2 separate regions of the Homo sapiens genome follow, and region 1 is linked to region 2. The links are chromatin contacts, found by Hi-C or POLR2A ChIA-PET in ENCODE. All regions are on one chromosome and are shown on one strand. The core of a region is the stretch at or near the end of the contact, and the rest is flanking DNA. Distances in the headings are between cores, read along the strand shown. Region 1 holds the start of GARRE1 (granule associated Rac and RHOG effector 1). Region 2 has its middle 37 kb from the start of LSM14A.

Region 1 (5,511 bases), core at 1,691-4,190, 120 kb before region 2:
TGGTGGCTCACAACTGTGATCCCAGCTCCTAGGGAGGCTGAGGCAGAAGAATTGCTTGAACCTGGGAGGTGGAGGTTGCAGTAAGCCAAGATTGCGCCACTGCACTCCAGCCTCGGGGACAGAGGGAGACTCCGACTCAAAAAAAAAGAGAGTGGACACCCAACCCATGTGATATCCCAGCCTGCTAGCTTTCAGAAACAATTATTTCCTATAGACTTGGAAGACCCACTTGACACATGGATCCTGATGTATTAGGCTATAGGTTTTCAACAGAACAAACATTTACTAAAATTTTCACAGAATCATGTGCAATTTGCTTAAAAAAAAAAAAAAGGATGCTTAAAACATGGTCTTCCAAACATCTGGAGATAATTTTAGATTGAAAAATCTAGGCTTGCCAAGGGAATCTGAGAACTTTTCTATCTTGGTCTCCAATGCCAACCTACGTATTTGTGTGCAAAAATAGAGGAAGATTAGAATCTCAAATGCCACACTGAAAAGTTGCCACAACAAACCTGAACTCTTCATATGGAGTTTGTTATCTTGTCAGCAAGAAAGCAAATGAAACGGCAATAAACTAAACTTTTTGCTTTAAAAAGAAAAAAAAAATCTCAAACATGAAATATTCCCTGTACTTGTATTGGAAAATGATTTCTTTTTAAAACAAAATATTGTGAAGATACTGTGAAAAGAAAATACTGTGATTTTTAAAGACACTTGAAAACATCTAAGCACACACAAAATGTAAATATGAACTTTGTAAGTAGCCCTTACAAACATACACTTAGAACTTTTAGTCTAAAATATGATAAAATGATAAAGCTTACATATTATTCAATAAATCTGGAACTGACTAGCCATTTACAAAATATTTCATATTTTAAACCAAGAATGAATTTTAGGTAGACTAAAGGCAAAAAAATAAAACCATGAAACGATGAGACGCAAACATGAATTTCTTTTTTTTTTTTTTTGAGATGGAGTCTCACTCTGTTGCCCAGGCTGGAGCGCAGTGGCACGACCTCGGCTCACTGCAACCTTCGCCTCCTGGGCTCAAGCGATTCTCCTGCCTCAGCCTCCCAAGTAGCTGGGACTACAGGAGCGCGCCACCATGCTTGGCTAATGTGTTTTTTTGTATTTTTTTAGTTGAATCCGGGTTTCACCACGTTGGCCAGGCTGGTCTAGAACTCCTGACCTCAAGTGATCCGCCCGCCTCGGCCTCCCAAAGTGCTGGGATTACAGGCATGAGCCATCGCGCCAGGCTGGAATTTTTTTTTATGACAAAGAGACAGAAAAATTGTCCAAATATGTCAAAGGAAAACAAATACTATGTATTCTTAAAAATTGAACGTTACGGCCGGACACGGTGGCTCACGCCTATAATCCCAGCACTTTGGAACGCCGAGCCAGGCGGATCACCTGAGGTCAGGAGTTCGAGACCAACCTGGTCAACTGGGCGAAACCCTGTCTCTACTAAAAATACAAAAATTAGCCGGGCGTGGTGGGTGCCTGTAATCTCAGCTACTCGGGAGACTAAAGCAGGAGAATCGCTCGAACCCGGGAGGCTAAGGTTGCAGTTAATCTAGATCCCGCCACTGCACTCCAGCCTGGGTGACAGAGGGAGACTGTCTCAAAAAAAAACAAATAAAGTTACCTTTGACCCCATTTGTAAATTTATTCTAAGATAACAATCAGACCAGGTGTAATATCTCACACTTGTAATCCCAACACTTTGGAAGGCGAAGGCGTGAGGGTCGCTTGAGGCCAGAAGTTTTGAGACCAGCCTGGGCAACAGTCTCTTATTAAAAAAAAAAAAAAAAGACCATATCAAACAAATCCTTCCGGCAGAATTGTTTATCTTGTGACAAATTGGAAACTATCTCAATGCTCATCGGTGGTTAAATCACATACTGTAAAGTCCATAAAAATAACAATACCTATCTGTATTTATTGATTATCACCAAAATGTTAGCAGTGGTTGTCACTGAATGGTAGACTGGCAGATGACTGTCATTTTCTACCTTAAGACTTTTTGTGTCGTCTTGAGTGTTTTGCCAGGAAAGGAGAATTAACTGCTTTTATAATGGGGATGAGGGACCAGAACAAGGTATTTTCAAACTGGAGGCCCCCAAAGCTGAGTCTCTGGAAAATTTCTAAAAAGTCTAAACAAAATTCTTATCATGCCAACCAGGCACGCTTCTTTCCTCGCACCGCGCGGCGCAGAAAGACACACCCCTGACTCTGCGCTCGTCCCTCGGGCTCGGGTCCTCCACGCTCAGCCCCGGCCCTCCCGGTCCCCGCGGACCCTCCCCTCGGGCCCAATGCGCCAGCTGGCTCCGCAGGGCCGGAAAAGCGCGTTCCTCGGCAGCCTGGCGCCGCCGGGAAGGTGCGCGCAGCCCGCCCGGCAGCCCCGGGATGGCGTGAGGGCCGCCTCCCCGGCTAGCCCCAGCGGACCCCTGCCGCCAGCAGGCCGCCCTCCCTCCGCGGGCTTCCGGGAGCGGGTCCTGGCGCCAGCGCGACCTCCCGGGCCCCGGCGAACCGAGGGAGCGTCCCCTTTCCCCGCCTGACGGGCGCCGACCCGCCCCTGCGGTGCCGCGGCCGCCGAGTCTCCGACGCGCCCCCAGGTCCCGGGTTCGCGCCAGGAGGCCCCTCCGGGCTTCCGTCGGCCGGCCAGCGCCCGCAAAGCCCGGCGTCCTCCACAGCGGGCGGGCAAGGGGCGGGAGCCCACGGCCCCGCGCCCTGCGGCCCCGAGCGGAGCGGCGCCCCGCGGGCCCGTCTCGCCGTCTGCCCTGGCTGCGGCCCGCGGCCCCGCTGCCCACCGCCCACCGCCCGACCCCGCCCGCCAGCCCCCGCCTGCGCCCGCCGCGCCCGCTCCTCACCTGCGACGCGCCCCGGCCCCCAGCGCACCGCCTTGGACCGGCTGTGTACACCGGAAGTTACGTCTCCGGTCCGGCCCCGCCCCCGCCTCGGGCGGACGCGGGGAGGTTGCGGATCCCGCGCCTAGAGCGGACTCTCCTCTCGCATTAGAGGGGAGGGGGCGCCCCGGAGCCTCCTCTCCTGGGACCCTGGGCCCCCAAGCGGGACGGCCGGGGCGGAGGTTGAGGACTGGCGGCCAGAGCCGGAGGTCCACCCAGATCCCCCACCATGGCTTGGCCCCCGGGCGGGAGGGGTCGGGCTGCGTCCTCCTGGATTTATTACTGAAATTGACTGAAATCGATTACTGGCGTATGGAGTGTTTCCTAGATGCCAGGCCCCGACGGGCACTGCAGGAACGGGTAGTGCTCTCTCCCTCATAAGTTTATTCCTTAGTGGTAAATACACAATACCATTGTCACATATCCGGGTGATAATATAGTACCAATGGTGACAAGTGGTAGGAGGGGAAAGAGTAAGAGGGAGGGAGAGAGTACCCTGACCTAGTAAAGGAGAGTGATCCGGAATTCCCCCAGGGAAAGAGCAGGAGCTGAGGTCCTAAGGGGTAGAAGGGAGAAAAAAAAAAAAAAAAACGAGAAGGGAGGAGAACACATTACGCAGAAGCAGCAGCAAGGGTCTTCCAGTTCTGTGGGTTTTGTTTGTTTGAGACGGAGTCTTGCTCTATCGCCCAGGCTGGAGTGCAGTGACGTGATCTTGGCTCGCTGCAACCTCCACCTCCCGGGTTCAAGTGATTCTCCTGCCTCAGCCTCCCGGATAGCTGCGATTACAAGCGTGCGCCACCACGCCCGGCTAATTTTTGTGTTATTAGTAGAGACGGGATTTCCCCATGTTGGCCACGCTGGTCTCAAACTCCTGACCTCAGGTGTTCCGCCCACCTCGGCCTCCCAAAGTGCTTGAGCCACGGAGCATGGCCCAGTTTTGTGTTCCAATAATAAATCAGAGTGGTGAGAAGTTAGGTCTTACTTGACAGTGTTGCAAAACTAATGAGTTTTAAGCAAGAGGTGATTTGTCCATACTTGAGAGTGTAAAGGGGTTACTCTAGATGCAGTGTGGAGAAGGAAGGACTACGGAGGGGAGGCAAGAGTGGATATAAATGTGTACACCCATGTTCATATTAGTCAGAAGGTGGAAGCAACCCAATGTCCATCCACGGGTGAATGGGTTCACAAAATGTGGTATAAACATAACAATAGAATATTACTCAGCGTTGAAGGAGGCCGGGCGCCGTGGCTTACGCCTGTAATCCCAGCACTTTGGGAGGCCAAGGCGCGTGGATCACCTGAGGTCAGGAGTTCGAGACCAGCCTGACCAACATGATGAAACCCCGTCTCTACTAAAAATACAAAATCAGCCAGGCGTGGTGGCGCATGCCTATAATCCCAGCTACGATGCAAATAGATGAGCTTTGAAGATATTATGCCAAAAGAAACCAGTCACAAAGACAAATATCCTATGATTCCACTTACATAAGGTACCTAGAGTAGTCAAAAACATAGAGACGGGCCAGGCATGGTGGCTCATGCCTGTAATCCCAGCACTATGGGAGGCTGAGGCAGGAGGATCACCTGAGGTCAGGAGCTCCAGACCAGCCTGGCCAACATGGTGAAATCCCATCTGTACTAAAAATACAAAAAGTTAGCCAGGCGTGGTGGTGGAGGCCTATAATCCCAGCTACTTGGAAGGTCGAAGCAGGAGAACAACTTGAACCTGGGAGGCAGAGGTTGCAGTGAGCTGAGATTACGCCACTGTATTCCAGCCTTGGCGATGAAGCGAGAATCTATCTCAAAAAAAAAAAAAAAAGAGGCCGGGTGCAGTGGTTCACGCCTGTAATCCCAACACTTTGGGAGGCCGAGGTGGGCGGATCATGAGGTCAGGAGATCGAGACCATCCTGGCTAACATGGTGAAATCCCATCTGTACTAAAAATACAAAAAGTTAGCCAGGCGTGGTGGTGGAGGCCTATAATCCCAGCTACTTGGAAGGCCGAAGCAGGAGAACAACTTGAACCTGGGAGGCAGAGGTTGCAGTGAGCTGAGATTACGCCACTGTATTCCAGCCTTGGCGATGAAGCGAGAATCTATCTCAAAAAAAAAAAAAAAAGAGGCCGGGTGCAGTGGTTCACGCCTGTAATCCCAACACTTTGGGAGGCCGAGGTGGGCGGATCATGAGGTCAGGAGATCGAGACCATCCTGGCTAACATGGTGAAACCCCGTCTCTACTAAAAATACAACAAAAAATTAGCCGGGCGTGGTGGTGGACGCCTGTATTCCCAGCTACTCTGGAGGCTGAGGCAGGAGAACTGTGTGAACCCGGGAGGCAGAGCTTGCAGTGAGCCGAGATTGCGCCACTGCACTCCAGCCTGGGTGACAGAGCGAGACTCCATCTCAAAAAAAAAAAAAAAAAAGAAAGAAATGTAGAAGTTCTAATATTTTCTCCCAGTATCCCAATGGATTGCCTTCCCATACTATGGGGTACATGAACCTCCCTTTGAAAACCATTCATGGACTATGGTAGTGGCAATGGGGATGGAAAAAAAAAAGAAAGTCAAATTTGAGAAAGATTTTGGAATAAAATTGAT
Region 2 (5,721 bases), core at 2,221-4,720:
ACACGTCACCAAAAATATATATATGAATGGAAAATAGGCTCATGAAAGGATGCTTAGTGTCTTTTTAAAATTTTATATATATATATTTTTTGAGACAGCGTCTCACTCTGTCGCCCAGACTGGAGTGCAGTTGCGCGATCTTGGCTTACCGCAACCTCCACCTCCTGGGCTCAAGTAATCCTTCCATTTCAGCCTCCCCAGTAGCTGGGACTATGGGCTCAGGCCACCATGCCCAGCTAAGTTTTGTATTTTTTTGTAGAGATGGGGTTTTGCCATGTTGCCCAGGCTGGTCTTGAACTCCTGAGCTCAAACCGTCTGCCCACTTTGGCATCCCAAAGTGCTGGGTATAAATTTTTTTATATTAAAAATTAAAAAAAATAGAGAAGGGGCTTTGCCATGTTGCCCAGGCTGGTCTTGAACTTCTGAACTCAAGCAATCCTCCTGCCTTGGCCTCCCAAAGTACTGGGATTACAAGCGTGTGCCACCATACCCAGCCAAGGATGCTTAATGTCATTAGATAAATAAAAATTAAACCTACAGCAAGATACCACTACATACTTTTAGAATGTCTAACAAGTGTTGGACATATGGATCTAGAACTCTCATTCACTTCTGGTGGGAATGTGAAATGGAATAACCACTTTGTGTTTTTCTCTTTTTTTTGAGATGAGTCTCACTCTGTCACCCAGGCTGGAGTGCAGTGGTGTACTCTCAGCTCACTGCAACCTCCTCCTCCTGGTTCTCCTGCCTCAGTCTCCCAAGTAGCTGGGATTACAGGCACCCGCCATCATGCCTGGCTAATTTTTGTACTTTTAGTAGAGACAGGGTTTTGCCCTGTTTGCCCGGCTGGTCTTGAACTCCTGACCTCAGGTGATCCGCCTACCTCAGCCTCCCAAGGTGCTGGGATTACAGGCATGAGCCACCATGCCTGGTCTGGAACAACCACTTTGAAAAATAGTTTGGGTCTATGGCCATATCACCCTAAACACACCTGATCTCATCTGAAAAAGTTTGGCAGTTTCTTAAAAAGTTGAACATACACCCACTGTTTGACACAACCATTTCACTGCTATTAATCCAAATAAAAGGGTACATTCATACAAAGACTTGCACACCCATGTTGATAGAAGTTTTGTTTGTTATAGCCAGAAACTGAAAAGTGAACAATGGAGGAATGGATTTAAAAAATTGCAGTATATCAATACAATGGAATTCTACTCAGCAATGACAAGAAATGAACTACTGATCTATTCAGCAACATGGGTGAATTTCAAAATAGTTAAGCTTGACTGTGTAACTTCCAGACCAGTTTTATCTGGCCATACTTTCTTGATAACAGGATGTCTAATTATTTTGCAAGCACAGAGCTAAGAAGTGAAATCGTACCCCAAAGGGTTAAACAGGTGACTAACAGGAATTCTTTTTTTTTGAGATAAAATTTTGCTCTGTCCCCCAGGCTGGAGTGCGGTGGTGTGATCTCAGCTCACTGCAACCTTGTCCCGGGTTCAAGCGATTCTCCTGCCTCAGCCTCCGGAGCAGCTGGGATTATAGGCGTCTGCCACTATGCCCAGCTAATTTTTGTGGTGTTAGTAGAGACGGGATTTCACCATGTTGGTCAGCTGGTCTCGAACTCCTGACCTCAGGTGATCCAGCCACCTCGGCCTCCCAAAGTGCTGGGATTACAGGCGTGAGCCACCACACCCCGCCAGGAATTCTTGAGCTTACATGATGGCAGATAAGACAAGAAACATTTTGCAGAAACTCCCTTTAATTATAAGAGAACGAAACTGGCTGAAATCAGTTGGAACCAACATGGCCAACTGGAGTCTGTGCAGAAAGAGGCTGCTGACATCACAGTCTGAACTTCCGCAGCATGTTCCATATTCACTCTCGCATCCTGGATTTGCACATGCAACCCATCAAGAGACAACTGTGCATGCCCAAGGACTTTCCAGACCTCCCCTTTCTTTCTACCTGTTGATCCCTAACTCATCCCCTAAACCTTCCTAATAAATGTACTGCCTTAAGGCCAGCATGGGGAGATAGACTTGATCTGGCCTCCTGTCTCCTTGCTGGTCAACTGGCAATAAAGCTTTCCTTTTCTCAAAATCTCATGCCATAGTATTGGCCTCTATGCTCATCATGAAGTGACCCCTTGGCCTCAGTAACTGTCCTCTACCCTGAGAAAAAGCAGATAGTATATGATTCCTTAACATATAATTCTACAGGACGCAAACTAATCCACGGTGACCAAAAGCAGATTCACTGTTATCTGAGGGACTGATACGGTAGGCTGTGACTGGGAGGAAGGATTATAAATGAGCAGAAGGAAACTTTTATGTTCATTCTCTTGATTGTGGTGGTGGTTTCAGGGATGTATACACACATATGTAAAAGGCAAACTGTATGCTTTAAATATGTACAGGCTTTACACCAGCACTTCAATAAGGCTGTTTAAAATTTTAAAAGGTGTGGGAAAGAACACAGGCCACACATGTGGTGGTGGAAATGGCCCAGGCTTTGCTATTAAAGTTGCGCTAGTGTCCTTTGTCAAGTCACTTAGAACTCTCAGCTGCAAAGATAACACCGCCCTGGCAGGGATTAAGAAATAGTGTACAGGCCAGGCGCAGTGGCTCACACCTGTAATCCCAGCACTTACGGAGGCCGAGGAGGGTGAATCACTTGAGGTCGGGAGTTCAAGCCCAGTCTGGCCATTATGGCAAAACTCTGTTTCTATTAAAAGTACAAAAATTAGCCAGGCGTGGTGGCAGGCACCTGTAATCCCAGCTGAGGCGATCACTCGAATCCGGGAGGCAGAGGTTGCAGTGTGCCGAGATTGCGCCACTGCATTACAGCTTGGGCGACAGAGTGAGACTCTGCCTCCGAAAAAAAAAAAAAAAGAAGAAAGTCAAGAAAAAAGAAATAGTGAACAGGCCGGATGCGGTGGCTCACGCCGGTAATCCCAGCACTTTTGGAGGCCGAGGTGGGAGATCTTTTGAGCCCAGGAGTTGGAGACCAGCCTGTGCAACATAGTGAGACCGCCCCCTCTACAAAAATGTCATAATTAGCCGGGTGTAGTGGCCTGCGCCTGTAGCCTCAGCTATTTGGGAGTCTGAGGCGGGAGAATCACTTGAGCCCCAGGAGTTCAAAGCTCCAGTGAGCTAGCTCTGGTCACGCCAATATACTCCAGCCTGGGCTACCAAGACCTTGTATCAAGAAAAAAAAAAAAAAAGAAAAGAAAATAAAAAGAAATAGTGAAAATTTAGGCGAATTTAGGTGAAGCACAGGGTATTCGTCCAGGTGTGACATGCAAGGTGGAATGGTGGCAGGCAGCCCGACTCAATTCCAGGCCCTAACTCATCTTGGATCTGTGACCTGAAGCACGTTCCTGAGCGTCTCCGTTTCAATGTCTCAATTGCAAAGCGGATTAAATGACTCAACACAAGTAAGACAGGAGGAGCGCAGGGGCTGGGGCGTTCTCGGTAAGCTGAGAACAAGCCGGGTGGACGATGACCTGACGGCGCCGGCGAGACCCCGGGCCGGTTGCTGGGGTCGCACACAGGCAGCCGGAGGGGCGCGCAGGAGGGTCCGGGGCAGGGGCCGGGAAGACTGGGCAGATAAGAGAGCCGGAACAGGCGAGGCGGCCAAAGAGGCATCCAGGAGCCGCGACAAACGTGCGGGCAGCGCAACAAGTGACCCGCAAAGCACCCAACCACCACCTTAACGCTACTTCCCAGCCTGCCCCGCGCCCTCGGGCGCAGGCGCAGTGAGGTGGGCGGGGGGCACGGCCCAGTTTCGGGGGGCACGACCCGGCCCCTAGCCCCACCCCAGCCGCGGCCACGCCCCTCGCCGCGCCTCTAGAGCGGGAGGCTCGGCTGCTGGTTTCAGTTTGCAGCTAGGGAAGGTGGGGACATTGCCAGTGTCGAGTGGGTTGATCCTCCCTGGGTCCCTCTGCAAATTTAGGACCGTGCCACGAGTCCAGTCAGGAGCGGGACGCCTACCCTGCGGCGTCGTGCGCGCTTCAGGGGCACTATTGCAAAATAGATGCAGCTCTCAGGCAGTTTGCTTGTTCCTGGGTGAGGAGTTTTTGGTTAAAAAACAGTTGTTCCTCCCCGAGTTTGTGAAAGATAATGTATTTAAAAAATAAAACAAAGAAATTCCCAAGTCCCATCTGGAAATAAAAGATAGTTTTAAAAGACACCTGCATTAGATTGCTACAATAAAGTTATGTTTTCGTATTTTTTTCTTGATACAAAACAAATTTAAAAAAATATATTTTTAGACAGAGTTTCACTCTTGTTGCCTAGGCTGGAGTGCAGTGGCGCGATCTCGGCTCAACCTCCGCCTCCCGTGTTCAAGCGATTCTCCTGCCTCAGCCTCCCAAGTAGCTGGGATTACAGGCGCACGCCACCACTCCCAGATAATTTTGTATTTTTAGCAGAGATGGGGTTTCATCATGTTGGCCAGGCTGGTCTCGAACTCCTGACCTCAGGTGATCCGCCCGCTTCAGCCTCCCAAAGTGCTGAGATTACAGGTGCGAGCCACCGTGCCCAGCCAATAAAATATATTCTTTTTTATTTATTTATTTATTTTTTATTTATTTATTTTTATTGATCATTCTTGGGTGTTTCTCGCAGAGGGGGATTTGGCAGGGTCATAGGACAATAGTGGAGGGAAGGTCAGCAGATAAACAAGTGAACAAAGGTCTCTGGTTTTCCTAGGCAGAGTGTGTGTGTCCCTGGGTACTTGAGATTAGGGAATGGTGATGACTCTTAACGAGCATGCTGCCTTCAAGCATCTGTTTAACAAAGTACATCTTGCACCGCCCTTAATCCATTTAACCCTGAGTGGACACAGCACATGTTTCAGAGAGCACAGGGTTGGGGGTAAGGTCATAGATCAACAGGATCCCAAGGCAGAAGAATTTTTCTTAGTACAGAACAAAATGAAAAGTCTCCCATGTCTACTTCTTTCTACACAGACACGGCAACCATCCGATTTCTCAATCTTTTCCTCACCTTTCCCCCTTTTCTATTCCACAAAACCGCCATTGTCATCATGGCCCGTTCTCAATGAGTTGTTGGGTACACCTCCCAGACGGGGTGGTGGCCGGGCAGAGGGGCTCCTCACTTCCCAGTAGGGGCAGCCGGGCAGAGGCGCCCCTCACCTCCCGGACGGGGCGGCTGGCCGGGCGGGGGGCTGACTCCCCCACCTCCCTCCCGGACGGGGCGGCTGGCCGGGTGGGGGGCTGACCCCCCCACCTCCCTCCCGGACGGGGCGGCTGGCCGGGCAGAGGGGCTCCTCACTTCCCAGTAGGGGCTGCCGGGCAGAGGCGCCCCTCACCTCCCAGACGGGGCGGCTGGCCGGGCAGGGGGCTGACCCCCCACCTCCCTCCCTGACGGGGCGTCTCGCCTGGCGGGGGCTGACCCCCCCACCTCCCTCCCGGACGTGGCGGCTGGCCGGGCGGGGGGCTGACCCCCCCACCTCCCTCCCGGACGGGGCGGCTGGCTGGGCAGAGGGGCTCCTCACTTCCCAGTAGGGGCGGCCGGGCAGAGGCGCCCCTCACCTCCCGGACGGGGTGGCTGGCCGGGCGGGGGGCTGACCCCCCCACCTCCCTTCCGGACGGGGTGGCTGCCGGGCGGAGACGCTCCTCACTTCCCAGACGGGGTGGCAGCCGGGCGGAGGGGCTCCTCACTTCTCAGATGGGGCGGTTGCCAGGCG

The links. A loop is a pair of places that touch in the nucleus more often than their neighbours do. ChIA-PET counts read pairs that join two places held with the same protein, here RNA polymerase II (POLR2A). Pooled maps may share reads with other maps.
Region 1: a loop to region 2 is called in a pooled map, with 4 times the contacts of the local background. The contact joins the promoter of GARRE1 here to the enhancer-like site in region 2. A Hi-C loop is called at or near these places in 5 of 50 pooled maps. POLR2A ChIA-PET finds 5 or more read pairs at or near these places in 4 of 52 experiments (HEK293, Panc1, activated CD4-positive, alpha-beta T cell and 1 more).

Annotation. Positions count from the first base shown.
Region 1 is chr19:34,251,983-34,257,493 of GRCh38, reverse strand. GARRE1 (granule associated Rac and RHOG effector 1) reads right to left here and starts at 2,940. Exons shown (of 14, transcript NM_014686.5): 1 at 2,880-2,940. RefSeq lists an enhancer at 2,122-2,643.
Region 2 is chr19:34,132,585-34,138,305 of GRCh38, reverse strand. No RefSeq gene overlaps it. Among named protein-coding and RNA genes, the nearest start is that of LSM14A, 37 kb to the left of the region's middle. RefSeq lists an enhancer at 3,019-3,554 and a silencer at 3,538-3,947. Within about 2 kb of position 3,470, at least 38 of the 41 ENCODE cell types and tissues checked have a DNase peak (open chromatin) inside an H3K27ac peak, as active enhancers do; they include Panc1, where a contact is called at or near this core.